2 separate regions of the Homo sapiens genome follow, and region 2 is linked to region 1. A link is an interaction called in ENCODE POLR2A ChIA-PET data of the cell type or tissue named here. Cell type or tissue: PC-9. All regions are shown on one strand.

Region 1 (2,500 bases):
AAAAAGCACACCTGTCATCCCAGAACTTTGGGAGGCCCAGGTGGGAGGACTGCTTGCACCCAGGAGTTGGAGACTAGCTTGGGCAACACAGTGAAAACCTGTCTCTACAAAAAATTTAAGAATTAGCCTGGTGTGGAGATGCACACCTGTGGTCCCAGCTACTCAGGAGGCTGTGGCAGGAGGACTGCTTGAGCCTGGGAGTTTGAGGTTGCAGTGAGCTATGATGGCGCCATGGTACTCCAGCCTGGGCAGGGACTCTGTCTCAAAAAACAAAAACAAAAGCACACCTGCTTTTTGAGAGCCCTACTCTCAGGAGAGCCTCCAGCCACCTCGTTGGCCATCATTCTATGGCTCTAGTTTCAAACACACATTTCAGACAAGTTGGTACAAGGAGACGTGCACTCCTACCTATTCACTTCTTCAAGAAGCATTTCCTGAGCGCCTGTAAACTATGCTTGGCATGGAGAGGTGAACAGAGGACTAGGCTTGGTCTCTGCCCTGCTGGACTACATTCCAGTCTCATCCTAATTCTGTCTGCTGGGTCATGTGTGGTTGGCAGAATGATGCCCCTCACCCTAATCCCTGGAACCCGTGAATGTTTTGTTACATGGCAAAGGGGAATGAAGGTTACAGATGAAATTAAGGTTGCTCATCAGCGGACTCAAAAAGAGATTATCCTGGACTGAGTAGCCCAATATAATCATGAGGGTCCTTGAATGGGGAAGAGGCAGATGAGCCGGAACCCAGGACAGTATCTGAGAAAGACTCTACTAGCCACTGCTGGCTTTGAAGATGGAAGGAGGCCACAAGCCAAGAAATGCAGGCAGCCTCTAGGAGCTGGGCAAGTCAAGAAAATAGATTTTCCCCTAGAGCTTCCAGGAAGGAACACAGCCCTGCCAACAGCTTGATTTTAGCTCAGTGAGACCCATTTTGGACCTCTGACCTCCAGAACTGTAAAATAATAAATTTGGGTTTTGTTTTGTTTTTAGAGAGGGTCTCGTTCTGTCGTCCAGGCTGGAGTGCAGTGGTGTGATCATAGCTCATTGCAGCCTTGAACTCCTGGGCTGAAACAATCCTCCTGTCTCAGCCTCCCAAGTGGCTGGGACTACAGGCACAAGCGATGTGTGTTGTTTTTTTTTTTTTTTTTTGAGACGGAGTTTCGCTCTGTCGCCCAGGCTGGAGTGCAGTGGCGCGATCTCGACTCACTGCAAGCTCCGCCTCCCGGGTTCACGCCATTCTCCTGCCTCAGCCTCCCGTGTAGCTGGGACTACAGGCGTGCGCCACCATGCCCGGCTAATTTTTGTATTTTTAGTAGAGACGGGGTTTCACCGTGTTAGCCAGGATGGTCTCGATCTCCTGACCTCGTGATCCGCCCGTCTCAGCCTCCCAAAGTGCTGGGATTACAGGCGTGAGCCACCGCGCCCGGCCCGATGTGTGTTGTTTTAAGCCATTAGATTTGTGTGATTTGTTACAGCAGCAAATAGGAAACTGACATAAGGACCATGGGGAAGAAGGAACCATTTCTTTGAGAAATGGTTTTCCCTTTTGGAAAAAGGAATGGACATCTGCCCTTCTATACAAGTTATTTTTGTAAGGGCCAAATAAACTGTATGTAAGCTTCTTTTTTTTTTTTTTTTTTGGAGACAGAGTTTCACTCTGTTGCCCAGGCTGGAGTGCAGTGGCGCAATCTCGGCTCACTGCAACTTCCACCTCCCAGGTTCAAGCAATTCTCCTGCCTCAGCCTCCCAAGTAGCTGGGATTACAGGCGCCTGCCACCACACCTGGCTAATTTTTATATTTTTAGTAGAGATGAGGTTTCGCCATATCGGCCAGGTTGGTCTCAAACTCCCGACCTCAGGTGATCTGCCCGCCTCAGCCTGCCAAAGTGCTGGGATTACAGGCGTGAGCCACCACGACTTGCCTTGTATGTAAGCTTCTTAAACTCAGTAGGAGCCCAAACAACACAAGCACTTACTGCTGTTATGAGGCAATTTACTGAGCTGGTGTCCCCTGGAGGTGTCTGTCCACTGCTCATCTTATCTATTCTCTGGACACCTAACTGAATTGCTGAGTGGCCCCATCTGGGCCTCAGCTCCACCAGGGTAAGGTGGGCACCCCTCAGGCTCTAGCTAGAACAAACTGCATGTGTGGAAATCAGTATCAGGCTTCTGGGAAACACTGGCCTACCCGGACCCAGTGACCAATTCCAGGAAACAAGGAAACACTAAGAAAAGCCCACCTGGTCAGGTGCGGTGGCTCACGCCTGTAATCCTAGCAGTTTGGGAGGCTGAGGCAGGTGGATCACCTGAGGTCAGGAGTTCGAGACCAGCCTGGCCAACATGGCGAAACCCTGTCTCTACTAAAAATACAAAAATTAGCTGGGCATGGTGGCACACGCCTGTAATCCCAGCTACTCAGGAGGGTGAGGCAGGAGAATCGCTTGAACCTGGGAAGCAGAGGATGCACTGAACCGAGATCGCGCCACTGCACTCCAGCCTGG
Region 2 (2,500 bases), 120 kb after region 1:
TGAAGGAACCTTAAATGCTTATTGGTCTGTGAAAGAAACCAGTATGAAAGGGCAACATACTGGCCCAGTCCAACTATATGACATTCTGGAAAAGAGCTGTACATTTGATATCAGGAAAAAAACAGAAACAACAAAATGATATCAATACTTCAAACAGCAAGGGTTTAGAAAGTATAAAAATTTGGAAGAGAAGTACTGTAAGAAACAAATTATATATGAGCACTAAAAGCTGAAAATTCTTTTTTTTTTTTTTTGAGAAGGAGTCTCGCTCTGTCACCAGGATGGAGGGCAGTGGCGCAATCTCGGATCACTGCAACCTCTGCCTCCTGGGTTCATGCGATTCTCCTGCCTCAGCCTCCCGAGTAGCTGGGACTACAGGCGCGCACCACCACACCTGGCTAATTTTTTGTATTTCAGTAGAGACAGGGTTTCACCATGTTGGCCAGGATGGTCTCGATGTCCTGACCTCGTGATCCGCACGCCTCAGCCTCCCAAAGTGCTGGGATTACAGGTGTGAGCCACCAAGCCTGGCCTGAAAATTCTTATCAGGATACACAGTGACCAATGAAGAAGATCAAATAAAAAATAACATTTCAATTAATCCTTTACTTCTCAGGAGGCTGAGGTGGAAGGACCATTTGAGCCTAGGAGAGGGCAGTTGCAGTGAGCTGAGATCATGCCACTGCACTCCAGCCTGGGTGACAAAGTGAGACTCCATCTCAAAAAAAAAAAAATAAAAAGGATGGGGGCAGGGAAACAGGTCAGGTGAGGTGGCTCACGCCTGTAATCCCCACACTTTGGGAGGCTGAGGCAGGTGGACCGCTTGCGCCCAGGAGCTCAAGACCAGCCTGGGCAACATGGTGAGATCCTGTCTCCACAAAAAATTAAAAAAAAAAAAAATTAGCTGGGTGTGGTGGCATGAGCCTATAGTCCCAGCTACTTGGAAGGCTGAGGTAAGAGGATTATTTGAGGCCAGGAAGCTGAGGCTGCAGTGAACCGTGATCACACCACTGTACTCCAGCCTGGGCAACAGAGTGAGACCTTACCTTAAAAAAAAAAAGTAAAAGAATCATGTTTTCCTATCTCTATGTTTCCAGATGGATCCATTTCTACATGCATTTACTATCAACATTAAATCTCTGCCAATGATGCGTTTAAATCCCAACAAACCTGAAAAACCAAATACTTCAAGCCCAATGCCAAAGAAGAGCCTATGAGCATGCCAGCTGTTTGCCTTTTCACCTTCACCTAACACCACTCCCTCCTAATGGAAAATTTCAACATGCAAATTGTTATGCAGATGCAGAACACAGATAACTGGTAATGGCTGGTACAATATTCCATGAGGTTTCTAACTTACAAAACCACATTGTATTCATATTCTGTATTTGTGTCACAGGGAACTGAACCCCAGAATGATCTTAATCCTCAAATGCCATTAATGAAACCATTTTCATTAAGTAGCGAAGTCCAGGACCTGTGTTAGTACTGGTAATACAGTGCCCACAAGTAGCTGAAAATCAAATATGCACCAGTAAAACTGTATGAGTTGTGGGAATGCAGCAGAGACAGCCACTATGGTAAATTAAGAATGTTTCAGAAGAGGTGGTAAGCTTGGTTTTAAAGATTTAAGTTCATGAGGTGAACAAGGAAGGGAAAGGCATTCTGGGGAGAAGGAACAATTGGCCAGATTCCAAATGGCTTTAAATGCCATGTAATCTGGATTATATCCTTTGTGTAATAAGGAATCACTGAAGGTTTTTAAGTAAGGGTGTGACAATATCACGTGTTTTAGAAAGAACTCTGGCAGCAGGGTAGAGCATGGACGGAACTGAAAAGCTACTGCATAATCTTGGCAAGAGATAAGGGCTCGCACTAAGGCAGTGAGGATGGGAATGAGAGGACTGCTGACAAGAGAGAAGACAGGTCTTGAGACCATCTGCCTGGATGTTAAAGACTGGAGAAGTAAAAGATCACTGAGGGACTAAATGAAATGCCATGGTTGGGAACACAGAAGGAATTCTTTTTTTTTTTTTTGAGAAGGAGTCTCAGCTCTGTCGCCCGCCCAGGCTGGAGTACAGTGGTGTGATTTCAGCTCACTGCAACCTCCGCCTCCCAGGTTCAAGTGATTCTCATGCCTCAGCCTGCTGAGTAGCTGGGATTACAGGTGCATGCTACCACACACGGCTAATTTTTGTATTTTTAGTAGGGGTTTTGTATTTTTAGTGGGGTTTCACCATGCTGGCAGGCTGGTCTCAAACTCCTGACCTAAAGTGACCCGCCCACCTTGGCCTCCCAAAGTGTTCGGATTACAGGCGTGAGCCACTGTGCCCGGCCAGGAATCCCTTATATTATTAACTTTCAATATAAAAAAGTTGCCTAAGGCATATATAAGTGGCAACTGTTGAACAGGCAGTGCAGTAATAGGGACAGGCTCAGGAGAGAGGTAAATGCTGTAGATAAATATCTGGGAATTAACATTTGGGTGAGAACTGACACC

Evidence for each region. ChIA-PET counts read pairs that join two places held together with the same protein. Peaks named below come from ENCODE experiments on the same cell type or tissue, not always from the same donor. Only the 100,000 strongest peaks of a DNase experiment are listed, where the experiment ranks them.
Region 2: POLR2A ChIA-PET joins it to region 1 with 9 read pairs; 7 of 35 experiments call an interaction of 5 or more read pairs at or near these places.

The regions. Positions count from the first base shown.
Region 1 is chr11:63,819,538-63,822,037 of GRCh38, reverse strand. All of the region lies in intron 5 of SPINDOC (spindlin interactor and repressor of chromatin binding), which reads right to left. Among named protein-coding and RNA genes, the nearest start is that of SPINDOC, 7.3 kb to the right of the region's middle. In PC-9, no CTCF peak of the experiment used is centred here; no DNase peak of the experiment used is centred here.
Region 2 is chr11:63,698,843-63,701,342 of GRCh38, reverse strand. The region is part of intron 1 of RTN3 (reticulon 3); the gene reads right to left. Among named protein-coding and RNA genes, the nearest start is that of RTN3, 19 kb to the right of the region's middle. In PC-9, no CTCF peak of the experiment used is centred here; a DNase peak (open chromatin) is centred at 1,192; H3K27ac peaks cover 809 bases.